2 separate regions of the Homo sapiens genome follow, and region 2 is linked to region 1. Evidence: chromatin loops called from intact Hi-C (ENCODE). Cell type or tissue: CD14-positive monocyte. All regions are shown on one strand. Each heading gives the region's core, and the rest is flanking DNA. Links, peaks and the distances in the headings are about the cores only. Region 1 has its middle 60 kb from the start of ADORA2B. Region 2 overlaps LOC105371557 (a long non-coding RNA gene).

What was found. Hi-C counts contacts between places; a loop is a spot of excess contacts. Peaks named below come from ENCODE experiments on the same cell type or tissue, not always from the same donor. Only the 100,000 strongest peaks of a DNase experiment are listed, where the experiment ranks them.
Region 2: a loop joins it to region 1, with 4 times the contacts of the local background. A loop is called at or near these places in 2 of 110 quality-filtered maps.

Annotation. Positions count from the first base shown.
Region 1 is chr17:15,878,592-15,891,384 of GRCh38, reverse strand. It overlaps a transcript of ADORA2B not described here. Among named protein-coding and RNA genes, the nearest start is that of ADORA2B, 60 kb to the left of the region's middle. RefSeq lists an enhancer at 9,145-9,644. In CD14-positive monocyte, for the core only: no CTCF peak of the experiment used is centred there; DNase peaks (open chromatin) are centred at 4,364, 7,454 and 8,864; H3K27ac peaks cover 2,704 bases.
Region 2 is chr17:15,819,002-15,834,844 of GRCh38, reverse strand. It overlaps LOC105371557 (a long non-coding RNA gene), which reads left to right. Exons shown (of 4, transcript XR_934263.3): 4 at 3,265-3,333. It also overlaps the pseudogene SPECC1P1. Among named protein-coding and RNA genes, the nearest start is that of LINC02087, 9.2 kb to the right of the region's middle. RefSeq lists an enhancer at 5,756-6,050. In CD14-positive monocyte, for the core only: CTCF peaks have their summits at 5,765 and 5,966 (motif pointing left); DNase peaks (open chromatin) are centred at 1,504, 3,504, 3,984 and 5,944; H3K4me3 peaks cover 406 bases; H3K27ac peaks cover 2,262 bases.

The DNA.
Region 1 (12,793 bases), core at 4,056-12,055:
ATCTCAGCAAATGCAGCCTGTGCTCCTTCCCTGCTGTGCACTCAGTGTTCAGTCCTTGCCTGGGACAGGCATATACACATATCCAATTTTATTTATTTATTATTTATTTATCTATTTTGAGACAGAGTCTCACTCTGTCACCCAGGCTGGAGTGCAGGTGGTGCAATCTCAGCTCACTGAAACCTCTACCTCCCAGGTTCAAGCGATTCTCCTGCCTCAGCCTCCTGAGTAGCTGGGACTACAGGCACCCGCCACCACGCCCGGCTAATTTTTAATTTTTAGTAGAGATGGGGTTTCACCATGTTGGCCAGGCTGGTCTTGAACTCCTGACCTCAGGGGATCTGCCTGCCTTGGCCTCCCAAAGTGCTGGGATTACAGGCGTGAGCCACTGCATCCAGCCACAGATATCCAATTTTAGTACCTCTGTTCCAATCTCAGGCTATCTGGTAAACCTTGAGTGGCCTCGTGCTGCACATGGAGAGCACAGCCCTTGGGCATGGGCTTGTGGAGACCTGCACATAGGCTCCTGGGTCCCCTCTCTTCATAGCATCCTCCTTTCTGATGCCCCATTCCATAAAATGGGCTGCTTCGGCTACCCTCTCTCATCACCACCTTCTTAGCCAGTGGGGCTGCTGTGCTCTGCTCAGAGGCCAGCTCCGTGCACTGGGAGGCGGATATTGTTCCCAGACAGAGAACTGGTGAGCTGGCCATCACTGCAGGAGTTTCCCTTCTCTCAGGGATTAGTCCCATGCTGCTTGTTTCCTAGAGATGAGTTCCAGATGGCTAAGCTTAAAAACCAAAATTACAACATTATAAAAAGAAAATAAAGAAGAACTAAGATTATAATCCTGGGGAAAGAAAGCCATATAAGGCACAAAATACAAAAAATAAATAAATAAATAAATAAATAAATAAATAAATAAAAGAAAGGAATGAGAAATCTGACTACAAAAAATTAAGTTTCTGTATAACAAAATTAAAACCAGTATATACATAGCAAATGACTAATATCCAGAATATATTCCTATAATCACTAAGAGATAGATAACTCAAGTAAAAATTGGCAGGGAAATGAACCAGTAACATACTGAAGAGGAAACACAAATAGTCTGAAATGTACGAAAAGATGTTCAGTCTCATTGAAAATGAAAACGGTAAAGTATCATGTTCACTCACTAAACTGGCAAAAATTAAAAAGACTCTTTATCCATAGGATTAATGAAGATATGGGGAAATGGGTAGTCTTATATCGGTTGATGGGAACATAAAATGGTACAGGCTTTTAAGAAGGCAATTGGAAGTATTTTTTAGAAAATGAAAATACGATTTGACCCAGTAATATCACATCTAGGCGTCCAGTGTAGAGGAAATGGACACGACACACCCACAAGGACATTTACTGCAGCATTACTGTTCAAAATGGGGAACTGAAAATATCTGAATTATCAATTAGGCTAAGAAAATTTTTATTTATTTATTTATTTATTGAGACAGAGTCTTGCTCTGTTGCCCAGGCTGGAGTGCAGTGGCATGATCTTGGCTCACTGCATCCTCTACCTCCCAGGTTCAAGTGATTCTCTTGCCTCAGCCTCCAGAGTAGCTGGGATTACAGGCGCACGCTACCACACCCGGCTAATTTTTGTATTTTTAGTAAAGACGGGATTTTGCCATGTTGGCCAGGATGGTCTCGAACGTCTGAGCTCAGGTGATCTACCCGCCTTGGTCTTCTTTCTAAAGTGCTGGGATTACAGGCATGAGCCACTACGTCCGGCCTAGGCTGAGTAAACATCTAAAAAAAATTTTATAAAAAACAATCTATTACTCCATTTGCTAATCTTCAGACATTCCTGTAAAGCTCATGGCAAAACTGATGTTCTGATTTTTGATGGGTGTGCTATATGCAGCACCTTCTAGGTACTTATGTTTTTCACTAATTATTTGATACATGTCAACCTAAAAGGTTGGACCTGCGCATTTCTACATTTTCTAATGTGGTCAAAGAAGTCTGGGAAGGACAGAAAATAGCAAATTAATAGATTTAGTATCCAAAAAGATTTCGATATGCCAGAAATAGGAACCAAATTAAGTGAGCTGAAATTTAACTTGATTCTTCATCTTAATGTGTGAGTGTTTAAATTTTTTCACAATGACCAGCTATTACTTTTACAAATTACACATTTGTAAAAATAATACACATGATTAAAAATATTAGTGGTGGGCTGGGTGTAGTGGTTAATGCCTGTAATCCCAGCACTTTGGGAGGCCGAGGCAGGTGGATCACCTGAGGTCAGGAGTTCACGACCAGCCTAGCCTGGCCAACATGGTGAAAGCTTGTCTCTATTAAGAATACAAAAATCAACTAGGCGTGGTGGTGGGCACCTATAATCCCAACTACTGGAGAGGCTGAGGCAGGAGAATCGCTTGAACCTGGGAGGTGGAGGTTGCAGTGAGCCGAGATAGCGCCACTGCACTCCAGCCTGGGCAACAAAGTGAGACTCTGTCTCGAAAAAAAAAAAAAAAAAAAAAAAAAAAAATATATATATATATATATATATATATATATATATATGGCATCACATACAGATAAAACAGGCCAATGTGGATTCCAAAGTCATGAATAAATAAGAGTTCTAGTAATTATATGATTCTGTGTCAAACAGATTGTGAGGGAACGCCTTCTCCTTTTTATTCCAAAAATTTTGAAGAAGACTTGGCTGTAAATGACAGAAGCAAGATGCAATTAAATCCTTGCTAGAAAGGCAGACCTTAATGTTTTTACCTTATGTGATAGGTTAAAGATGTTACAGATTCTGGGAAATCCTCCACTTAAGAGACGGAGTCCAATTCTTTTCCCCTTGAATCTGGGCTGGCCTTAACAATTTGCTTGAATGAGGAGTAAGTGACTTGGGACTCAGAAGGCCAGTTCCTAAGAAGCTTGAACTGCCTACCCAGGATTCTTGGAATGCTCTCTTGTACCCCTGAGGCTCCTGGGGTGTGTGGAAATTCACACTGGCCAAGTATATAGGCTGCATGGAGAGAGATGGCGACCCCACAGTCCCAGCCGCAGCCATGAGGGCTGGTGACCAAGGAGCAGATGGCAGTCATGCCCAAACAAAATGAACACTGTTGTTAATTCTAATCCACTGTGTTTCAGGGTGGTCTGCTCTACAGCAATAGCAACCAGAACACCTGATCTGATTTCTTTCGTATCTGCTGCAAAGGAGTGAATCACATGTCTATGGTGGTTGAAAGCAACCTATTGTCCCCCAAGCAAATAACTCTGGGGTTCCTTGGAATTCTTTTCCAATTCTGATTCTGTTCATATTATTGTTTTAGTCACCTTATTTTATATGGCTCATTATCTCCCAAATCAAGTTTGGCAACTTCTGCTTATCTTTTTTTTTTTTTTTTTTTTTTTTTTTTTTTTTTTTTTGATGGAGTCTTGGCTCTCTGTCGCCCAGGCTGGAGTGCAGTGGCACGATTTCGGCTCATTGCAAGCTCCGCCTCCCGGGTTCATGCCATTCTCCTGCCTCAGCCTCCCGAGTAGCTGGGACCACAGGCGCCCGCCACCAAACCTGGCTAATTTTTTTTATTTTTTTTTAGTAGAGACGTGGTTTCACCGTGTTAGCCAGGATGGTCTCAATCTCCTGACCTCATGATCCGTCTGCCTCAACCTCCCAAAGTACTGGGATTACAGGCGTGAGCGACCACACCCAGCCTATCTTTTAAAATTTAAAAAAATGCAGACCTCCTAAACCCACTCAGTTCAATGTCATTACTACTCTGAAACACGAGCTGCAGGCGCCATGCTCATAGCTGTTTCCACTGTGTCTTCCCTTCCGCAATGCTAGGGTGGGCAGAATGACGTGTGAAGGGGGCCTTCATAGCACCTTTCCAATCAGGCAGGGCAACCTGCCTTCATCAGCACTCTTTCTTTAAACTTTCTTCTTGTTTATTCTTCCAGGTGAATTTTTAATTATTTTGTTAAGTTCAAGAATAAAGAAAGTCTGTTGGGATTTCAACTGGAGATTAATTTGGAATAATTTGCTTTTTAAATGGTTCCTCTCACTATCTGCACTGACGGCACTTGGGGTTTGAGACTGGGAAAGAGGAGACAGTGACCACGGTGAGCTGGTCCAGGAAGCAGTGCCCTTCCCTTTACTCCTCTGTGGGCAAGAGCCTTCCCATGGCAAGAGGACGGCTGCGTCCCAGAGATGTTCAGGCAGATGCTGCACAGCCTCTCCCTGGAGACAGAATCACAGGAGATTTACATCTCAGGAGTGGCTGGGCCCTATCTTTCTTACTTCCTCTGTTTTCATTTGACAGACACTCAGGAGGCCCCACCCGCAGCATTTCCTCCCTGAGGTTCCCTGGCTTTGGCATCGTGACACAGGGTCTGGTTGCCTTGCAAGCACGGGCCAACACCTCCTGCCCCCTGGCTGGGTCCACTTCCTCTGGCCCACCAGCAGCTCAGGCAGTGCTGGCCCTGCACAGCGCCTGAAGGCAGGCGAAACCCAGTGGCTCAGCAGGGGCCTCTGGTTCTTCTGTGGCATCCTGAGAGCAGGTCTTCTCTGTGCTCTCAGTTCAGGACCCACATGATTCCCTGCCATCTTCTGTCCCCAGGACCACACTCCAGGCCTCTGGACAAACACTTTCCTGGAATTTTCTTCCTCTCCTTTCTTCTGCCTTTCTGTTAAGTTTGCTACCTCATTTTCATAAATTCCACTCTTCTTCCTTGCTTGCTGCTTCTAAAAAAGGTCACAGCTATGCACAGCTCTGCTGGCTCCTCTCCTCGTGGAGTCACCCACGGTCAGTGGACTGGCAGTCCCCCTAAGCCCCACCCTGCTCCTTGCTGAGCATTTACCTGTGTCCAGAAGGTCCCCCAAGGAAACGCCGGAGACACCTTCTCATGAGCCACCTGCACGACTCACTAGTGGTTCAGCCCTCAAGGCTGGGAGTAGAGTCCACACAAACATTTCCAAAGCCCTCCATGCATGAGGGGCTGACAAGTACACCCACAGGGAAGTGTGGTTCTACTGCACGTGGTTCACCCATGCTGTGGCACAGGCAGGCAGGACAGCCTGAGGTTGGGGTGTACGGGAGGCAGGATGAATTCTGGGGCTTCAGGAAAGGGCGAGCCACTACAAGATTCCTCATGGAGTTCTGGGAGCCTGGGAGACAAAAGTCTGGTTCTTTCTTTCTAATAAGTCCTCACTTAATGGCACTGAGAGGTTCTTGGACACTGTGATGTTAAGTGAAATGGTGATGTGCTGTGTGACGAAACCAGTTTCACTGTAGGTTAACTGATATGAGCCACAGTTGAGTTCCCATGGCTTATGGTATATGGTTTCACCCAAAGCTGCAGTTTCCAGGAACCAACTGGCCACGCTAAGAACTGAGCTGACATCAAATTGAATGAAGCCCCTGGCTAACCTAAATGTCCACTGCTCTAAAGAGTAACAAACCAACCCAAACTGTGACCAGCTCCTCCTTCTCTCATTAAAGCAACTCAGTGTGACTTCAGGAAAATGACTCAACTTTTCTGCCTTTAGTTTTCTCATCTCTCAGATGAAGTGGCTAGATTAAGTTAGTGGTTCTGAAATAAACAGTTATGAAAACTGTTCTTCCAACTTCACATTTCTGCAGAGGTTTTTTTTTGTTTTTTTTTTTTGATACGGAGTCTTGCTCTGTTGTCCAGGCTGGAGTGCAGTGGCACAATCTCGGCTCACTGCAACCTCTGCCTCCCAGGTTCAAGCAATTCTCGTGCCTCAGCCTCCTGAGTAGCTGGGACTACAGGCACATGCCACCATGCATGGCTAATTTTTGTATTTTCAGTAGAGTCGGGGTTTCACCATGTTGGCCAGGCTGGTCTCGAACTCCTGACCTCAAGTGATCTGCCCACTTCGGCCTCCCAAAATGCTAAGGTTACAGGCGTGACGCACCACGCCTGGCCTGCAGAAGCTTTTTTAAAGGTAGGGTTTGCAAACCACAAAATCCAGTGATCCTTTATTTTACAACCTTCTGTCTATGTTTGACCTTGCATTGCCCCAAAGAACAGCCAGCAGCCACACGTGGCTATTTAAATGTTAAAATCTTAAACAAATTTACAAGAAGAAAACAACCCCTTTAAAAAGTGGGCAAAGTACATGAACAGACACTTCTGGAAAAGAAGACATTCACGTGGCGGAGAAACATATGAAAAAAAGCTCAACATCACTTATTAGAGAAATGCAAATAAAAACCAAAATGAGATACCATCTCACACCAGTCAGAATGGCGATTATTAAAAAGTCAAGAAACAATGGATGCTGGCAAGTTTGTGGAGTAAAAGGAATGCTTTTACACTGCTGGTCGGAGTGTAAATTTGTTCAATCATTGTGGAACACAGTGTGGCAATTCCTCAAAGACCTAGAAGCAGAAATACCATTTGACCCAGCAATCTCATTTCTGGGCATATACCCAAAAGAACATAAATCATTCTATCACAAAGATACAGGCATGCATATGTTCACTGCAGCACTAGTCATAAGAGCAAAGACACAGAATCAGCCCAAATGCCCATCAATGATAGACTGAATAAAGAGAATACGGTACATATACACCATGGAATTCTATGCAGCCATAAAAAGGAACGAGATCACATCCTTTGCAGAGACATGGATGAAGCTGGAAGCCATTATCCTCAGCAAACTAATACAGGAAGAGAAAACCAAACACTGCATTTTCTCACTTATAAGTGGGAGTTGAATGATGCGAACACATGGACACATGTGCGGGAACAACACATACTGGGGCCTGTATGGGGGCGTGGAGGGAGTGAGAGCACCAGGAAGAATAGCTAATGGATGCTGGGCTTATTCTTAATAAGAATTAAGATGGGTGATTTGTTGATCTGTGCAGCAAACCACCATGGCACATGTTTACCTATGTAACAAACCTACACATCCTGAACGTGTACCCCAGAAGTTAAAAGTTGAAGAAAAAAAAATTTAATAAATTTTAAAATTAAAATTCAATTTCTTAGTCACATTAGCCACCTTTTAAGTGCCCAGCAGCCACCTGTGGCTAAGGTTCAGCCAGCACAGATCTAGAACATTCCCATCATCACAGAAGGTTCTACAGGACAGCGCTGCCCTGCACTTATGCAAACATGCATGCATAGTTCCCCTCTTTTATGCAGATGACGGCAAGTTCTGCTCCCTTACCAAGATATACAGAGCTAGGTCCTTCATGACATCTGGAGGAACAGTTTCAGTGTGGAGGCCAAGGGACTGGATGCTGGGCCCAACAGCAGGAGTTCAGTCCCAGCTCTGACCCTTACTAGAGTGTGACTCTGAGCAGTCATGGAGCCTCTTGATGCTTTGGTTTCATATTCGTAAACTGGATATAAAATGCCTGACTCATGGGATTGTGGTCAAGACCAAATGCACTTAGACAATGTCGTTCACATGGTAAATATTTCATCACTGCTAGCTTTAATTCCGTCACCACTGCCTACTTCACTCTCTGATGACACATGCAGGTTCATCACATGGATGGAGACAGCAGGCATTTAGGGTGTTTCTAGTCTTGTTATCACAAACACTACTGCAATAATTATCCTCCTAAGCACGTCTCTACACACAGGTGGAATTCATTTTGACGGATTCTGCCAAATTGCCCTCAAAGAGGTTCTTCCACCTTAGACTCTGCCTCCCAACAACACACGTGTGACTGTGTCCCTCTACCATACGGCATGTGCCCTTTGATGACGGGCTTCTTTTTACTCAGCACAGGCCCATCCATGTTGTGGTGCATGTCAGCCATGATGCTTCTGCATCTACCCATCCACCTTCTTCTCTGAATACCCCAATCCCCATCATAATTCAGGAGTTGTGGGTTTCCTCCTCTCCTCCAGAACCACAGTTCTGGCTGAGAGACCACCTGCCACCATGGCTTGAAAACCCTTTGCAACTCTGTAGCCAGTGGAGTTAGACCCATATTCCTGGCCTATGTGGAGAGACATTAAGTCATAAGTTAATACACAGTTTTAGAAAACATGATTTTGTTCACATTATAATGTTCTAGCGCTCCAAAGAGAATATTTTTAGTAAGAGAAATTTTTTTTAAAGGAAACAGCACTTCTGTATTTTTGGATGTGCTTACTAAGAAAATAATATGTAATAATTAAAGAATTAGTTCTAAGGAATTTTGTTCCAAGATTAAGTTTAGTTTATACTAGAAAAGTAAACTTCAGCCCCCTGTTAACCTCTTATCCTTAGAAAGGCTGAATTCAGCCTCTAAAATCATAAGTGTCTTGTGGTGAAATTACTTCTCTTTCCCAAATGGACGATATTTCATGAGTAAGGGAATGGAAAAAATGCTCAGTGCAGATTCACTTGGGACTGTAATTATCTAAATAGGCTCACATGCTGTCCTGGGGGACGGAGAGGGAACAGCAGCAAATATCAAGGCCTCCTTTTTCTGAATGGTGACATGATGGCTTTGGTGTTGGGTGGTGTCATGCTGCAGCACCAGCTGCTGGCATATTTGACCTACTGAGTCAAACCTGAGACAAACGGCCCATGGGAGGAAAGACGACAAAGAAACTTAAATCACCCTCAGTCTCCAGAAGGAGGACACGTTCTGACAATATTTTATTTTGAAAATCCTGTTTTTCCTTCCTAAAGCTGGCATGACATCTAGTATTTCTATTTATATGGAAAAAAGTGTAAATGGGCAGTTTTGATATAGATACTTCCTTCAAATGACGCTGGAAAGCCAGAAAATGAGGCTAACTCATGGTAAGAACCTTTCTTTTGTTTTAGAGACAGGGTCTCACTCTGTCACCGAGGCAGTAGTGCAGTGGCATGATCATGACTCACTGCAGCCTTGAACTTCTGGGCTCAAGCAATCCTTCTGTCTCAACTTTCCAAAGCGTTGGGATTACAGACATGAGCCACTGTGCCCGGCCAAGAACCTTTAACTGGAGTCCAGTGCAGTCTCTAAAAGCCCACCTTGTGAGTCCCCTCACTTTCTCCCACATTTCACAGGAATTTGGCAGGTCAGAAGAGGCACAATGTGGGCCCTTAGCCTGCAGGGTGGCTGAGTTTCCGGTCTTCCTAGATGCTCCTCTCAGCCACCGGCCACCACCTCCAGGGGGCATGCTGGCCTCTGCTCTCCCTCCACAGCCCACTGGAGCCTCCGCTCTTATCCTCTGCCTCTGTTATCCTCTTGCCTCTAATTCTACAACCTTGATGAGTTGCCTTGATGATGGCCTGGAGCCCACATTGCTGGCAACCAAAACACTCTCCCCTTTTCCTTAAGGACACGAAGGACCTAATCTTCCCGTATTTCAGGTAGGTGGTAGTGAGGGCAGGGAGGGGAGCTGCGTTCCATGCCTCTGAGAAAAGGGAGGATAAATAAAACATCTAAGTACTCCTATTAGAAAAAGCCAGTCTTTCCACACAGGCCAGGATTATGGGTCTAACTCCGCTGGCTACAGAGTCAGTACAGGTTTTCAAGCCATAGTGGTAGGCGGTCTCCCAGCTGTGTTTCTGGAAGACACAAGGAAAACCACAACTCCTGAACTAGGATGGGGTAGGGGCTACGGAGAGAAGAAGGTGGACAGATGGATGCAGAAGCAGCGTGGCTGACACACGCCCCAACACAGATGGGCCTAAGGAAGCTGTGCTGAGTGAAATCAGCCCCTCATCAAAGGGCACATGCGGTGTGAGTCCACGTCTATGAGGTGCCCAGAATGGGTAAATTCAGAGACAAAGCAAAATGGTGGTTAGGGGTTGAAGACCGGGAATAGGAAGCTCCCTCCCCAGTGTTTAAAGCATACAGAGCTCAGTTTGGGATGATGAAAACATTTTGGAAATAGAAAGTAGTGATGACTGCACAACCATGTGAACGTGCTTCATGCCTCTGAACTGTACACTTAAAACAGTTAAAATGATAAATTCTTGTTATGTGTATTTTACAATAAAAAATAAATAAAGAGGCCGGGCGTGGTGGCTCATATCTGTAATCCCAGCACTTCGGGAGGCCGAGGCAGATGGATCACGAGGTCTGGAGGTCGAGACCATCCTGGCTAACACAGTGAAACCCCGTCTCTACTAAAAATATGAAAAATTAGCCAGGCGTGGTGGTGCACGCCCGTAGTCCCAGCTACTAGGGAGGCTGAGGCAGGAGAATCACTTGAACCCGGGAGGCAGAGGTTGCAGTGAGCCAAGATTGTGCCACTGTACTCCAGCCTGGGCGACAGAGAAAGACTCCGTCTCAAAATAAATAAAAATAAAAAAAGAAAAACCAGATCAAGAACAACAAGGCTAAAGGGACAGACCACGCCCCTCTTCATCAAAGCACCAATAAAAGGAGCTAAGTGAACTTCATTTGGCAAAAACGGATCCTCCCTGTGAAATTAGAAGTGTTTTCATTTAGCAGCATCATTTAAAAAAATGTTTAAAAAGTACTTTAAGCATATGCCCTACTTCGCAAGCTGGTAAGCAATCTTGCCCAATTAGGATGAAGGGTTTCCAGTTATCCCTTTAAATAGCTGCTAAGTAGTTCTGCTTGGCCATGTGGCTGTTTCTGTCCAGGGGAACCCTGGCGCTGCTAGGCTCAGTGTTGCAGAAGCGTCAGCTCACAAATCCAGGCAAGATCCCATGCGTGCTGGTGACTAGGCATCAGATGCCACAAAACGCTGGTGTGGATCCCTGAGCGGGCCACATCTGTCCTTCTCTGTTCACCCTGGTTTCTCACCGCCCTCACCCTTGTAGGCTGCTGTCCGACCCCAACTCCTCCAACTCACAGTGCTCCAGATCTGCTCTGGGTCTTTGGAGTCCCTCTTGCTCCCAGGCACAGCCCTGACTTTTGAGTGCTCCCCTGGCGACAGTGGCCAGTGGTCTTGGCCCTTGCCCAAGGCTCTTCCTCCATTCTACCCTAGAAAGCAGCCCTGGCAAGAGCACCTGGGCCCAGACCCTGCCTCCAACTCTGATTTCTAACCTCAAAACATAGATGGAAACAGTAATATTGGTATTGCAAAATGTATACTTCAAGATTAAAAGGACTAACTAAAATTAAAGGTAAAAGCCACCACCAAGAAGATAGGGCTAGAAACCTTTATGTATGGTTCGACATAATCTCTTAGAAATCAAAGCTTTTTACACAAACCACAGTTCAGAGGAAGAGACTTCAACACATCCGACTCAGAATTCAGCAGATCAAGCGGCCACAGGGGATGAGAGACACTGGATCTGCCACTGAGGCACCGGGGTCGATGGCGGGCCTCAGACCACTCACACCCTGAGCCCCGAGAACAGGAGGAGGCCTAGCCTTACTTCTGCACAACTAACAGGTCCTTTCAGAAGACTTTCACCAAAACAAGGGTATCAGTCCCAGGGAAAACTTCAGTCTTCACTGTTAGAGAACACAAAAATTGTCTGGAACTTTTAAATGAGAAGTTTCCCAACTTCCAAGCAATTTTTTTTTTTTTTAAAGTTTCAAGTTTTCGTTTGTCAGACTGGAGAGTCAGAGTCTTATAACCAGAGTATAAAACATCTTTGGCCGGGTGCGGTGGCTGATGCCTGTAAACCCAGCACCTTGGGAGGCCGAGGCAGGCGGATCACAAGGTCAGGAGATCAAGACCATCCTGGCTAACATGGTGAAACCCCGTCTCTACTAAAAATACAAAAAATTAGCCGGGCGTGGTGGTGGGCGCCTGTAGTCCCTGCTACTCGGGAGGCTGAGGCAGGAGAATGGCGTGAACCCAGGAGGCGGAGCTTGCAGTGAGGGGAGATCGTGCCACTGCGCTCCAGCCTGGGTGACAGAGCAAGACTCCGTCTCAAAAAAAAAAAAAAAGAAAATCCTTTGGCTGAGAATTAATTCTGTCACCAATACTACTAGAGAAGGCAGTAAAATAAATATTACTTTTTTTTTTTATTTTTTAAAGTCAGGGACTCACTCTGTTGCCCACACTGGAGTGCAGTGGCATGATCACAGCTCATTGCAACCTTGAACTCCTGGGCTCAAGCAATCCTCCCACCTCAGCCTCACAAGTACCTGAGACTACAGGCATGTGCCACTATGCCCAGCTATTTTTCTAAAACATTTTTGTAAGAGGAGGTCTTGCTATGTTGACCTGATTGGTCTCAAACTCCTGGCCTCAAGCGATTCTCCCACCTTGGCCTCCTAAAGCCCTGAGATTATAGGTGTGAGCTACTGCACTTGGCCCTTATTGCATTTTTGACTATATAAAAAGATGATACAGGATTTTAGAGCTCACTAACATCGTAACTAAAAAAATCAGGCCTTATTAACACAAAACTTTATTTATACTTAAAGCAAGCAACCACAAGCCAAATGTCTCTTCATCAATAAGAGTTATAAAAAATAATATGCTTCATATTAAATATTAACCATAATCAAGTAGAGATTTCCCACAACAGTAATACACCATAACCAAATTGGAATTTTGCCCCCAGATATGTAAGAATTTTTTCCTACTAGAAAATCTATTTATGCTATTAATTACATAAATAAGTTTAAAAAGAAACCATATGAATAGCTCATTAACTGCCAAAAAGGAATTTGCTATAATTCTTATCTATTTCTGGATTTAAAAAAACTCAGTAAATTCAAAACAGATGTAAGCTTCCCTTAATTGATAAACTATTCATCAGAAAACAATACAAAAATCTTAAAGATATTGCTATTAATGGAAAATAAAACAAGAATGTCCAGCATTAATAAGTATTAGTTGTTTCAGACTGTCATGAATGCAATAAACCCAAAAAAGTACAAGAGGTAT
Region 2 (15,843 bases), core at 992-8,991, 53 kb after region 1:
TTCCCATCCAGAGCAGAGGGGAATGTCATACATCAGCCAAATGCATGTTTTCCACTCTTTTTAAAATAAAGTGAGTTATGTCAAGGCCTGTTGAAGTAGCCCATGGGTGTTGTCAAATAAGTAGGCACATCCCTGGGCCGGGAGGAATGTGTCCTTATTTGGTGGCTCCTCCCCTCAGGAGTGATTCCAGCTTCTCCCACTGCATGGGAGTGACCTGTGCAAGGTGGTGGGTTCGTATTTATCAGTGTGCACTCCCTGCACTAATAAATACTAAGATTCAAGGAGCATCCTAGACAGGACTTCTATTCTTTAAGCCTAGCAGGATACTTGGCTAGAACTGGCCCTTCATATGTAAGTGAGAAGCTTAGCAGCCCCTTATGCTGCTAAGCATGGCAGAAACTGGGCACTGGATGGAATGTTCCTAGTGATGCGGTAGCACTGGTAATGCAGACTGATCCCAGAAAAGAAACAGCAGAGCCTTGCACAGAGAGACATGAAGCGTCTCATCCCTACCAGGGAGCCCCACGCACAGTAATTAAGTGAAAAGCAAGCATGGCCTGGGTGCCCACTAGACTCACGGAGGGGCAGCTCTGCTGGAAACCACCCTGCCGCAGCCCTGCACATCCCCCAGCTCCTTCTGCAGCCAGGCATTCTCCTCCTCCTTCTCCTTCTCCTCCAGCAGTTCAGCAGTTTCCTCTTCACAGTGCCCAGCTCCTGCTGGGCTTCTCACTTGACATTGTTGGCCACTGCCACCGCAGTCTGCAGATCCGGCTGGAACCACCTCCATTCCATGGTCTTCTTCTGAAAATGCCAGAGCCCAACCCTGTGTCAGATGCCTGCCAGGGCTGGTGCCTGGGCAGAGACTCCAGAGCCCCTGTATCAGTCACCAAGAAAGAACAGCCAGCAGTGCTTAGTGAGGCCCTGCTTTCACGGTGTCTTGCTGCTAGGAAAAGGCACTGGTGGAAATTACACCTTCAGGTTATGAGAGCTCTCCATCCTGACAACAAATGACTGCTTTGATTTTACTTCCTGCTGGCAAGAACTTACAGTTTCAGGACCCATGTCATGAAAATGTTCCAAGATAAAGCAGGATAGAGAGAGTGATCCAGACCTTGGAGGGGTAATTTATAGGAAGATGGTGGTGAAGGCTCCTGCCACATCTCCCCTGTATCTGCTCAGTCAGAGTCTTTAGCTGCCTCCCCAGATCTGACTTCTGTTTCTCCAGCTTGATCACATTACCTAGAAATAGACAATTCAGACAGGCCTTGGAAGAGTTGTGAGACTCTTGAGAGAAGATAAGTCAGGTAGCAAAGGGGCAGCTCCACATGCCACAGCAGGTGTTCAAATCTACTCTAAATGCATTCTACTCTAAATGCAACTTTTAGCAATTTCAATTTACCCTGCAAAGAGGGGCTGGAAGCAGCAAGTTCCTCCAAAATAGGGAACACGATGATCTGAAAAACACATGGTGCATATTGAGGTTACAGTCTCAGCAGACAGGATGCACAACCAAATAGCACTACGGGAAGAGGCCTCCTTGGCCACACACACTTGCACACCGAGCCCGGCCTCCCTCGCACTCACACGCAATCATCCTGAGTGTCCTTTATTGCTGTGAGATAGAGGCTTTCACATAACAGAGCACATGACTGCTTATTCCTCCTGTGGTTTGTAAAGCACTTTCCAGAGTCGTGGGTCTCAACGGCAGTTAAGCCTCTGAATCATTGGTGAAGCTTTTCAAAAGCACTGATGTTCTAGTCCACACTCCAGACACCTGGAGGCAGAATCTCCAAGGGCAGACAGAACCCGAGGATGTGTGCATTTGACATCTTCCCAGGTGGCTTGCCTGCCTCTCCCTACTTAAGGACACCTGCAACCCTTCGTTCTCCTCGCCTCCAATTCTCTCCATATGGCTATCAGAGTCATTCGAGTTTAAATCTGATGGTGTCAGTCACCAAGCTGAAATTCCTCAATAGGTCCTCATGCTCTAACCTAGAGCAGTTTTCTATGAAGGCTGTGAATCAGAATCACCAGAGAAGGCTAAAAAGATGCTTGTGGGCAGGTCCTACCCCAGCAGTTCTAGTTCTAGTGGGCCTGGGAGTCTGAGTCTGGGATTATTCTGCTGAGTAGAAAACACCCCCTAATTTCCTTTCATTTTTCAGTCCATTTCTCTCCCATCAGGATCTCATGGGAAGGAGTGATCGGTCTAGGGCTGTGTCTCGGGGTCTCTGAGCAAAAAGATATCTGAATAATACTTCAAAATCCTTTTAAAAAGTTTAACAGCTTTTCAAAAGATGGCTTGGGTTATTGTCAGTCCTGGATATATGATGATATAACCACAGGGGTGGGCCTAAATTTTGCTGTGGACATTAATTATACACTGGTTTTCTTGGTGTGTCTGTGCTGACTTTTAAGGATTTAGGGACAATACAACCCCATTCTCAACAGCAAAATATCACAAAAACAAAAACAAAACAGAACAGAACTTGTCTTCTTTGACTTTTCTTCACAATCATGGTGCTGGGTTTGGAAGGATACACTGATGATAATGGTGTCCAGGTTTTCAGCTGTATCCTGAGAACAGCCTGGATGGCACCGACACTGAATGCTGAGGTTCCACAGTTCTACTGCGTGTCATGTTCAAGAAGAAACGAGGCAGGTGCTGTCAACTCTCACTCTAACCAACTAATCAATATCTGGAATACACAGTCAATTCTCAGGTTCGTGCACAGAGTTGCATCTGGCAATATCTCCATAAAACAAGCAAGTCTCATCAGCAGTGGAAACTCATTCTTCCCATTTCCTTCTTCCTAACACTGAGGAAGTATTTTTAAATTTTTCCTCAGTCTCCTGATCTGCACAACCTGCCTTGCCTGCAACGTTAACCATTCTCACACCTTACAGCCTTTCGAAACCTAGGAGCCGACCAGCACTAACCAAGAAGGATTTAATATTTTCCTGACCTGAGATGATGTGCACGTACGTGTCTTTGGTTTTCAGTCTCACAATAATGTTGCCCACTGCTTTTTAAAATTGGCCGTCTTCTCATGAATCCATAAATTTGGCTGCTTTTCCATCTTTTCCACAGCTGCATCACACTCTACAGATGTCCCTTTAGCATGTCAGGGCAGCTTTACATACATATTGTTGAACTTCCTCTCCCTTTCTCTGATGTACTGTGTTGTCGATTCAGTAACTCAGGCTTAACAGCACAGGAGCTCATGCCTTCAAGAAACTTCCGTAACATACGTGTCTTCTCTGCAGGTCTCTCTCAGCCTCCCTGCGCTTAGGGACAGTGGACAGCACTGCAGCACTGCAGCACTGCACTTGGGGCCATTTTAAACAGCGAAGTCACCAAAACCACGCAAAAAAATGCTAAAAGCACAGTACTAAACAGACCATGGAAAAGACATATGTACAGTATGAGAAGGTAAAGTGTCTGTCTGACCTCAGTGGGGAGCATAAGCACTGGATGACTCAACGTTTTCACTTCTCTGTGCATGTCCAAAAATGACAAAAATGACTCAGTGGAAGTACTCTGCCTGTTGATTTGGGGGTTAAAATACATTTGAGCAGCTGGGCGCAGTGGCTCATGCCTGTAATCTCAGCACTTTGGGAGGCCAAGGCGGGTGGATCACCTGAGGTTGGGAGTTCAAGACCAGCCTGACCAACATGGAGAAACTCCGTCTCTACTAAAAAAATACAAAATTAGCCGGGCATGGTGGCGCATGCCTGTAATCCCAGCTACTCGGGAGGCTGAGGCAGGATAACCTCCGGTGAGCCAAGATTGCACCATTGCACTCCAGCCTGGGCAACAAGAGCAAAACTCCATCTAAAAAAAAAAGAAATTTTTAGCAAGCAGGTGAATTCACAAATGTGCAATCTGTGAATCTGTGAATAAGGAGGATCAACTGCACGGTGTGGGGAACTTCTCAGGCAACTGACCAGGCTATTCTTAGTAATGATTGGTGTGACCTAAATGCTTTGCCCATTAAACCTTTTTTTTTTTTTTTTTTTGAGGCAGAGTTTCACTCTGTTGCCCAGGCTAGAGCGCAATGGTGTGATCTCAGCTCACTGCAACCTTCACCTCCTGGGTTCATGTGATTCTCCTGCCTCAGCCTCCTAAGTAGCTGGGATTACAGGCACCCGCCACCTCACCTGGCTAATTTTTGTATTTTTAATAGAGACAAGGTTTCATCATGTTGGCCAAGTTGGTCTCAAACTCTTGACCTCAGGTGATCCACCCACCTCGACCTCCCAAAGTGCTAAGATTACAGGCGTGAGCCACCACACCTGGCCATGTCCATTAAGTCTTTTGTCACAAAAGCGAAGCACATTAGATGTGATAATTTGATAAGGCTCATTTGGACAAAGCAGGCAACGTTTAATCCCTTTTAAAAATTTCTTTTCCCAAGTCAAAGTAAACAATGAGCTCATAAGCCACATAATGATGCCTCTTCAGCAACTAAGTGGCCAACATCTGTAAGTTACTTGATATCCTACCATCAATGGCACACATGCAGGAATTGTTTTCTTCCTTAGACCAAGAGCACACATTTTTCATCCACTCTGACACCTATCATCCAACTCTATCAGCTCCAAGAGACAACACATTGTCAATGCTTGGTGACAACACAGTGTCAATGCTTGGCAAGGTATTTCTTCTGAATAACCCATTCCTACCCCACAGAATGTCCTTAGGAAAAGTCCCTGTGAACTCTCACACAGTCACAGCTGAAGTGTCCCAACTTGTGGCCTCCAAGCCGATCAGGCTGCTCAGAGACAGTGGCAGCAGCATGGCTCACACACAGCACATCTAGCACAGACAAGAAACATTTGTGGCTGGGTACAGTGATTCACATCTGTAATCCCAGTGCTCTGGGAGACTGATTTGGGACAATCGCTTGAGCCCACAAGTTTGAGGCTGTGGTGAGTATGGTCATACCACTGCACTCCAGTCTGGGAAACAGACTGAGACCCTCTCTCTAAAACAACAACAAACAACAAAGCATTTGCTATTTTTCACAGTCACTTATGTTACTTACTCTTTTCTTCTGTTATCCAGTTTTCAACTTAGTTTAAGAGATTAATGATTGTTTCTTAGGTGACATTCTTCCCGGGAGATTATAGCACACTCAAATGAAAGACTCTTCATAAACCCCAGCCAACACACGGTCAAAAACCTTCCCACAGTCACCCACTGCTGCTGGGTTCTTTAGTGTCCTACTCACTTCCAATCCACATTTCACCTGGGCTTGACCCCACTTATTTTTTAGCTCACTGATAAGTTGAGTACTGTGTAACTTGATAACCCAGTGCTGTTCCACCTGATCTTCCAGTGCAAACATGGTTTCTTTCATGTCTTTGATCTCTGCATCACTCTCTGATGATGCTTCTTGCAGCTTTAGGCTGGTTCTGTTTAGCTGTTCTGCTTGGTGATTACACATCTCCTTCAGGTATGAATAATCTTTTTCCACTTAAAATAAAAGGAAAGTTCCCTGGTCAGTTTAACAACAAAGTTCCCGCAGCGATCAGTCCACTACAAGCCAAAGCCCCATCATGACACAATATACCCATGTAACAAACCTGTACACGAACCCCCTCAATCTAAAATAATACATCACAAAAAACCCCTGGCAAGTCAGCAGCAGGCTCATGGACACAGTGGCAAAGACGCCTTTGGCATGTGCTGTTTCTTGCATTATTAGCCTCAGAAACAGCCGAGGCCACGAACAGTCAGAGAAACATGATGTATGCTTCCAAATGGCTGGATTCTGTACCCCTTCCTACAAGCGAAAGGGAAATCTGCACGCATTTAAATATTCCTCTTTCCTGCAGCTGGGGGAGCAGTGCTTCCCTGGGAGGCACTGGCCCTGTACCAAGAGGGCTGCCTGGTGTGGCCGCCCCACCGCACATCAGCTATGGGGTGGCGCCCTCTGCTGCTGAGCTGTGAACAACGCCCCTGAAGCAAGGCTGATCTTCAATCTCCTTAGCCATAAGATACTTAGCAGTAAGTTACAATGTTTCTTTAGAGAAATACACTATGAACCTGATAGAGAACCACAGTGGAAGGCACAGAGCACTGAAACATACACATACCAGAAGCAGAAAAGTGGCACAGTACAGTCCTTCCACCTGTTCAATTTTTGATTGTTAATATTCTAAATATACAGGAAACTACCAAGAATAATGATAAACAGGTACTCAGACTTAACAATAGTTAAATTTTGCCACATTTGCAAAATCTTTTTATTCTAGGAAGAATTTTTTAAAGCTTCAATGTACCCTCCCACCTCAGAGAGTAATAAGCATTATCCTAAAATTGCTATGTGGTCATCCCTTGAATGGTTTTTCACTTTTACTATATATGTATGTATCCATGATAATGCCTAGTATTGTTCTGGGTGTTTTGAGTGTTTTACACAATGTTATATATACTATATTGTGCTTTTAGAGTGTCGGGTTTGTAACATGGTAATATGCTCTATCCCTCACCATCTATGCTTATTATGCCCTTGCACCTTGCTTTTAGCTGTGTTTTCAAAATGTATCCATACTGGTACACATCCTGCTAGGTGGCTACTTTAGTTGCTGCATAGTATTCCACTGTCTTCAGAAGAAACTATCAACAGAGTAAACAGACAACCTATAGAATGGGAGAAAATATACATTGTTAAGGTATATATTAACAAAGGGAAGCCAGGCAGGTGGCTCAGGACTGTAAACCCAGCCCTTTGGGAGGCCGAGGTGAGTGGATCACCTGAGGTCAGGAGTTCGACACCAGCCTGGTCAACATGGTGAAAACTCCGTCTCTACTAAAAAATACAAAAAATTGGCCAGGCACGGTGTCTCACGCCTGTAATCCCAGCACTTTAGGAGGCCGAGGCAGGTGGATCACTTGGTCAGGAGATCGAGACCATCCTGGCCAACAGGGTGAAACCCTGTCTCTATCAAAAATACAAAAATTAGCTGGGCGTGGTGGCATGTGCCTATAATCCCAGCTACTTGGGAGGCTGAGGCAGGAGAATCACTTGAACCAGGGAGTCAGAAGTTGCAGTGAGCCGAGATTGCGCCACTGTACTCCAGCCTGGTGACAGAGTGAGACTCTGTCTTAAAAAACAAAAAACAAAAAATTAGCCAGGTGTGGTACCAGGCGCCTGTAACCCCAGCTACTTGGGAGGCTGAGGCAGGAGTATCGCTTGCACCCTGGAGGTGGAGGCTGCAGTGAGCCATTGCACTCCAGCCTGGGCAACAAGAGTGAAACTCCATCTAAAATAAATAAATAAAAATAAAAAGGAACGCAGCAAGAAGATATAACAATTATAAATTTATATAAACCTAATAGCAGGATCCCAAAGTATATTTTTAAAAATTGACAGAATGAAAGGGAGAAATACTCTTACACTAATACTAGGACATTTCAATACTTCACTTTCAATAATAGAACAACCAGACAGATCAATAAGAAAATACAGGACTTGAACAACACTACAAACCAACTGGACACAACAGACACATACACAACACTCCACCCCACAACAGGAGAATACACATTCCTCTCAAGTGCACATGGTACGTTCTCCAGGATAGACCACATGTTAGGCCACAAAACAAACCTTAACACATTCTTAAAAATTTAAAATAATTCAAAGTATCTTTTCTGATCACAATGTTATAAAACTACAAATCAATAACAGAAGGAGAACTGGAAAATTCACACATGTGGAAATTAAACACACTCTTTCTCAACTGGTCAAAGAAGAAATGACAAGGGAAATTTGAAAATATCTTGAGACAAAGGAAAATGAAAAGGCAACATGCCAAAAGTTATGGGATACAATAAAACAATGTGAAGAGGGAAGTTTATGTAAACGCATACACTGAAAAAGAAGAAACATAACCAGATCATAACCTAATTATACACCTTGAGGAAATAGAAAAGGAAGAGCAAACCAAACCCAAAGCTAGCAGATGGAAATAATGATTACAGCAGAGATAAACAACATACAGATGGAAAAACAATAGAGAAAATCAACAAAACCAAAAGCTAGCTCTTTAAAAGATCAACAAAATTAGCAACACATTAGCTAGACTAATAAAAAGACTCAAATTATCAAAATCAGAAATGAAATTTGTTAAGAAAAAGAGAAAACTCAAACTATCAAAATCAGAAAGGAAATTTACTAAGAAAAAGAGAGAAGACTCAAATTATTAAAATCAGAAGTGAAATTGGAAACAGTATTACTTATTTTATGAAAATAAAAAAGATTATAAGAGAATACTATGAACAGCAGTATACCAATAAATTTTATAACCTGGATAAAATGGGCATATTCCTAGAAACACACAATCTACCAAAACTGACACATTAAGAAACAGAAAATCTGAATAGACCTACAACTGGTGAGGAAGTGAGGAGACTGAATCAGTAATAAGAAACCTACTGGCCGGGTGTGGTGGCTCACACCTTTAATCCTAGCACTTTGGGAGGCCGAGGCGGGCAGATCACTTGAGGTCGGGAGTTCAAGACCAGCCTGACCAACATGGAGAAACCCTGTCTCTACTAAAAATACAAAAATTAGCCAGGTGTGGTGGCACATGCCTGTAATCCCAGCTACTCAAGAGGTTGAGGCATGAGAATCGCTTGAACCCGGGAGGCAGAGGTTGCAGTGAGCCGAGATTGTACCATTGGACTCCACCCTGGGCAACAAGAGCAAAACTTTGTCAAAAAAAAAAAAAAAAAAAAAAACAATGACAAGCACAAGACCAGATTGCTTTACTAGTGAACCCCACCAAAACATTTAAAGAATCAACTCTAATTCTTCTCAAACTCTTCCCAAAAATCAAAGAGGAGGGAACACTTCCTAACTCATTCTATAAAGTCAGCATTACACTGATACCAAAGCCCAATGAAGCCATCACAAAAAAGAAAATTACAGACCAATATGCCTTAAGTATTTAGATGCAAAAATTCTCAATAAAATATTAGCAAAGTGAACCCAACAGCATATCAAAGAAATTATTCACCATAACCAAGTGGAATTTATTCCTGGAGTGCAAAGATGGTTCAACATAAAAAAAACAATCAGTAAAATGCACCACATTAAAAAAATTAAAAGGCCAGGCATGGTGGCTCATGCCTGTAATCCCAGCACTTTGGGAGGCTGAGGCGGGTGGATCATGAGGTCAGGAGATCAAGACCATCCTGGCTAACATGGTGAAACCCCATCTCCACTAAAAATACAAAAAATTAGCCGGGTGTGGTGGCGGGTGCCTGTAGTCCCAGCTACCTGGGAGGCTGAGGCAGGAGAATCGCTCAAACCCAGGAGGCAGAGGTTGCAGTGAGCCGAGATTGCACCACTGCACTCCAGCCTGGGTGACAGAGTGAGACTCCATCTCAAAAAAAAAAGGAAAAAAATTACAGAAAAAACTATGTTCATCTCAGTTGATGCAGAAAAAACAATTTAAAAAATCCAATACTTTTTCATGATAAAAACACAAGAAACTAGGGTAGAAAGTAACTTCCCTATCATGATAAAGGCCATATTTGAGAATCCCACAGCTAACAACATTCTCAGTGGTGAAAGAGTGAAAGCTTTCCCCTAAGATCAGGAACAAGATCAGGATGCACACATGTCACTTCTCTTCAACATAGCCAGAGCACTTATGCAAGAAAAAGAAATAAAGATATAAACATTGGAAAGGAGAGCATAAGAATATCTCTGTTCACAGACAACATAATCTTCTATGTAAAAAACACTAACAATTCCACTCAATGGGGAAAAGGACAGTCTCTTCAACAAATTACGCTGGAAAAACTGGCTATCCATGTGCGTGAATGAAGCTGAATCCTTATCTGACACCATATACAAAAATTAACTCAAAATGGGCTACAGGCTAAAACTATAAATGTTTTAAAAGAAAACACAGGAGAAAAATCTCCATCAACTGAATTTGGAAATGATACTTTGGATATGGCAACAAAGGCACAGACAATGAAAGAAAAAAATTAGATAAATTGAACTTCATGAAAATTATAACTTGTTTTAATTTTAATAGGACCAAAGGATACTACTGAGAGAGTAAAAAGACAAGTCACAGAATAGAAGCAAATATTTGCAAATATTAAAACTCAACAGTAAGTAGTGTGCAAAATGAAATTAAGGGCTGTAAAAAACAATACTGAATAGGCAAAGTACTTGAGAGTTGTTAGTTGGCTCAAGAAATCTAGAGAGAAGTGGAAGTTCAAAGAACGTGGGTGGTGTTGTGTGTCTGGACTAGACCGTGGGCTTCCTGAGGCCAGGGACTCTGCCATATATACGCATGGTAGGCTCTCTGGCAGTATTTGTTGGGTGGATGCATAGGTGACTAGGACATTCCAACTGGAACGCAGGTTGGACCCATACCGCAAACAGTCTTCATTGCTAAGTAAGAGTATCCAGAATATATTAGTATCCAGAATATATTAATATAAAGAATGCTTATAACAGAATAACGAAAAGACAAATTTCAAGAGACATTTTACCATAAAAGACATATGACTGGACAACAAGCACATGAAAAGATGCTCAACATCATTTGTCACTAGGGAAATGCAAACCCAAACCACACTGAGATACCACCTCATACCCCCTGGGAAGGCTAGAGTGAGAAAGATGGTCAATAACAAGTGTCAGTGAAGATGTGGAGAAATCGGAACCCTCGTGCACGAAGTAAATTATAAAATAGTGCAGCTGCTCTGGAAAGCAGTTTGGCAGGTCCTTAAAATGCTAAATGTAGAATTATCATATGACCCAGTAATTCCACTTCTAGGTATCCATCTACTCAAGAGAAATGAAACATGTTCACCCAAAACTTGAACCCAAAAGTTCATGGAGGCATTATTAACAATCACAGTGACCAAAAAAGTAGAAACAACCCAAATGTCCATCCACCGATGACTGGAAAAGCCATATGACATATCCATAAAGTGGAATGTTACTTAGCCACAAAACTGAAGCAAGTACTGATACCTGCTACAACATGGACAGCCCTTGAAAACATTATGCCAAGTGGAAGAAGCTAGTCACAATACATCACATATTGTATGATTCCATTTATGGAAAATGTCCAAAACAGGCAAATCTATAGAGACAGATAATAAATTAGTGGTAGCCTAGGGTAGGGGAGGAATGAAGATTGACAAGGTTTCTTTTTGGGGTGATCAAAATTAGTTCTAAATTAGTTCTAAAAATATGTTCTAAAATTAGTTAGGGTGATTGTTGCATAACTGTGTAAATACACTAAAAAACAGACTTGTACACTTTACACAGGTGAACTTTATGGCATGGAAATTACATCTTAAGAAAACTGCTTACTCGAGGGGAGGCGAGAAGGGAGCAGTTGGTGGACAAAGAGGGAAAAAAGACTTTATTAATAATCTTTCAATACATTCTGAGTTTCAAATCATCTGACTATATTATCTATTCAAAAGCAAATCTAAAATCAAAGGATCAAACAAAATTAAAAACAGACTCCTAATTCTCCCCCAGTTTGGGCTGGGGAGTGGAGAAGGAGGGAGCTACCACCCACCCTGCCATAGTGTGAAGCAGTGGCTGAGTAAAGTCCGGCAGTGGATCCTATGTGACAAGGGCAGCCTTGGGGAGGCTCCAGGGCCCATTCATGGCCTGGAAGCCACCAAAGCCACCGGACCTGAGGGGGAGATAATGCCCGACTGACCTGATGGCAGATGCCCAACTGATCAGAGAAGCTGTCCATGCCCTTCCTCCTCTACTGCTATCTCAACCTACATAAAATCCCAGAACCCCCATCAAGCCCAAAGAGGAGCATGAAAACCCTAAGACTGACACCAGCCAGGTGGAGTAGAAGCTTGAGGGAGAAGCTCCATTAACAGAAAGGGAAGAAAGGGAATTCCTCTCTGACACTAGCTCTGTGGGCTGGGCTCACACCCTGGACTACCGCAGACTGGGATGTAGCACGGAGACTCTTTCCTGCACCCTGAGACCAGAGAGCAGCCAAGGAGGGTGATTCTCAGAGCTCTCTACTTGTGCCTCCTCACACACTTGGCCGGTTAACAGGTGTTGCACCAAGAAAGAGCTCTGTGGTCAATTAGCTTGAAAAATGCTGGGTTAAAGAAAGTCAAAAAATTTTTTTAACTGCAGGACTTCTCAGAGCCTTTTCTTGTGACTCTTCAAGAGGGAGTCTGGCAGGTTCAAAGCACTTTTGTGTTTTTGAGGGATATCTAATAGGAAAGACAGTCTTCTTCATTTTACAGCTGAGGGGAAGTGGCTCAGCCAAGGTCCCAGAGGGGGTCAATGAACAACTGGCCAGGGCTGATTTGGCAGCACCAGACAGCTTCTGCCACTGCCAGGTCACAGTTCTGGCTGGGTTCTGACTCGTGGTGCCAGAGCACTGGGCAATTTCATCCTGTGTCGAGGCAGCCTCTGGTCACTGCCTTATCCAGCTCGCTCAGAAACTGTATGTATTTGAGCCCCTGGTCGGGTACATGTCTGGGATATGGGTGGTGAGCACAAAAGATGATCAGAGAAAAGATTTGCTCCCCGCCTGGGGTGTGGGGACAGAGCAGCAGGGAAAGGCTGTGAATCTAGGCTGTCTCCGGGGTCCATCTGGCGGTGGGTTCCATCTGCACAGCGAGGCACCTGCAGTTTTCCCCTCAATCTGTTGAATGTAAATCAGCTGCAACCCCTCCCAGCCCCGTGCCTGCACCTCGGGTCTCAGGAGCCCAGGTGGGTGGCTGGGGTCTAGGCTCCTAGCATCCCATGAGGCACTGCCCACCAGTGCGCACAGAGCAGTGGAAGGCCTGCCTGGCCCTGGGATAAGGTATCAACTATGGGATGGCCCGAGTCTTCAAGATCTGGCCTTGGTCAAACCCTTGGTCCTGATCTCCTGCCCCCCCTCCGCCACACACCCAAGGCCAGCTCTCCAGCCTCCCAGCATCACTCAGGCCTTTCCTTTTTCCTGGACATACTTATTCATTGCCTGGTCAGCTCCTCCTGCTCCTCCTTCAAGGTTCCACTGAGGTGTCACCTCCTCCAGGAAGCCATCCCTGACTTCCCCAGCCCAAGTCAGGTGGTGTTCATTCTCTGTGTCTCGTTTGTCCTGTCCAACATCTAGCAGAGCACTTGAGAGGCTGAACCCCAGGGCCAGACAGCCTGGGTTTGACCCTGCTGCACACCAGCGGAAGGCCTTGGTAGCAATTTATGAAACTCCTCTGTGCCTCTGTGTTCTCTGTGTAAAAGTGGATGAGAACATTGCCCATCTCACAGGTGGTTATGAGCATGAAGTGAGGGAGCACAGTTACATTCTTAGAGCAGATTCTTGGCACACAGCAAGTCCTCAATACAGGCCGTGGAGGATGAACATTATGGCCCATATTGCACTGCATGGCAACTGCACTCCTCTGTCTTCCCCATCCTCTGAAACCTCCCAGGGGATGGGAAGCCCAGCAACTGTCAAAGGTGGAGTGAGAGGAACGTAAAAGCCAAAGAAAGCCCATGGGCCCTTAGGAAGAAACTGAAGGACAAGGAGGACGCGGGCAGGTGGAGAGGAAGGAGGGAGGCTCCGGGAAGCAGCTGGAGCAGGGTGATAGTGCACAGAGCAGGAGAGGAGATGCAAATGGTCAGGAAACACAGGAAAATGTCCAGTCTACCAAAAATCAGAAAAACAACTGAACAATGAAAAATTCCCAGCTCATAATTATAGAATAGTCCATACAAAGAAAAACACTAAAATGAAAATAAAGATAATATTTAAAAAATTTTTTGTGTAGCTGGCATTACATTGAGGACACAATTGGACCAGGACACATTATGGGACACAAATAAACAAAATTATGTCACCTCTTTCATAAACAGTATGTATCTCCTTTTTAATAAAGAGAGCTGGGGCCGGGCGTGGTGGCTCATGCCTGTAATTCCAGCACTTTGGGAGGCCGAGGTGGGCGGATCACGAGGTCAGGAGATCGAGACCATCCTGGTTAACACGTGAAAACCTGTCTCTACTAAAAATACAAAAAAAAAAACTTAGCCAGGCATGGTGGCGGGCGCCTGTAGTCCCAGCTACTTGGGAGGCTGAGGCAGGAGAATGGCGTGAACCCAGGAGGTGGAGCTTGCAGTGGGCCCAGATCGCACCACTGCACTCCAGCCTGGGCGACAGAGCGAGACTCTGTCTCAAAAATAAATAAATAAAACAGAGCTACAAATATTCTAAGCAAAATATTATATGAATGAAGTCACCTATGAAAATACAGTAGATCAATACTAAACGGAATATACACCAAAATGCAAGGTCCTTAACATTCAAAATGAATCGTGTAAGTCATCCCATTAGCAGAAAAATACAGGAGAAAATAGTAAGATCATTTAGCTGAAAAGTTTTTTAAAGCATTTAATAAACTTTAAAACTGAACCGCAAACACAAAAAAAACTTGAGTAAAATATAAAAAGAGGACTGGCCAGGCGCGATGGCTCACACCTGTAATCCCAGCACTTTGGGAGGCCGAGGAAGGCAGGTCACCTGAGGTCGGGAGTTCGAGACCAGCCTGACCAACATGGAGAAACCCCATCTCTACTAAAAATACAAAATTAGCCGAGCGTGGTGGCACATGCCTGTAATCCCAGCTACTCGGGGGGCTGAGGCAGGAGAATCGCTTGAACCCGGGAGGCGGAGGTTGCGGTGAGCCAAGGTCGTGCCATTGCACTCCAGCCTGGATAACAAGAGCGAAACTCTGTCTCAAAAAAATTAAAAATAATAAAAAAAAGAAGGCAACTTCCAGCCGGGCATGGTGGCTCACACTTGTAATCCCAGCACTTTGGGAGGCAGAGGCGGGGGGATCACCTGAGGTCAGGAATTCAAGACCAGCCTGGCCAACATGGTGAAACCCCGTCTCTACTAAAAATACAAAAATTAGCCAGGCATGGTGGTGGGTGCCTGTAATCCCAGTTACTCAGGAAGCTGAGGCAGGAGAATCACTTGAACCTGGGAGGTGGAGGTTGCAGTGAGCTGAGATCGAGCCATTGCACTCCAGCCTGGGTGACAAGAGTGAGACTCCTTCCCAAAAAAAAAAAAAAGTTGGTTTATAAATATTAATATACTTAATAAACCACTAGTGAAACTAATTAAGGCAAAGAGAAAAGACACAAAAGATCACTATCAGGAACCAAAACAGAAGCCTGCTCTATAGAGTAGTGTATTATTAAGACACTAGGAGGGTTCTGTGAAATACTTAGGACTAGAAGTTTGACAACAGAGATTCAAATAACATTACATTGAAAAATAAACTTCCTAGGCCGAACATGGTGGCTCACGACTGTAATCCCAGCACTTTGGGAGGGTGAGGTGGGTGGATCACCTGAGGCCAGGAGTTTGAGACCAGCCTGGCCAACATGCCGAAACCCCATCTCTACTAAAAAATACAGGCGGGCACGGTGGCTCACACCTGTAATCCCAGCACTTTGGGAGGCTGAGGCAGGTGGATCACGAGGTCAGGAGTTCGAGATCAGCCTGGCCAACATAGTGAAACCCCATGTGTACTAGAAACACAAAAATTAGGCTGAGGCTGGAGAAATCCGGGAGGCGGAAGTTGCAGTGAGCCGAGATCGTGCCACTGCACTCTAGCCTGGGAGAGCGAGATTCTGTCCCCCCAAAAATAAAAATAAAAATAAAAATAAACTTAGTAAAATGGGCACAGAAATAACATAAAACAAGAAAACTCCTACATATACCAAAGGATTTGAATTATTAGAAGTCAAACCAGCCAACAAAAATACTGTTCCACATGGAAAATTCCATACCTAGTCTAAAGACATATTCCAAATATTTAAG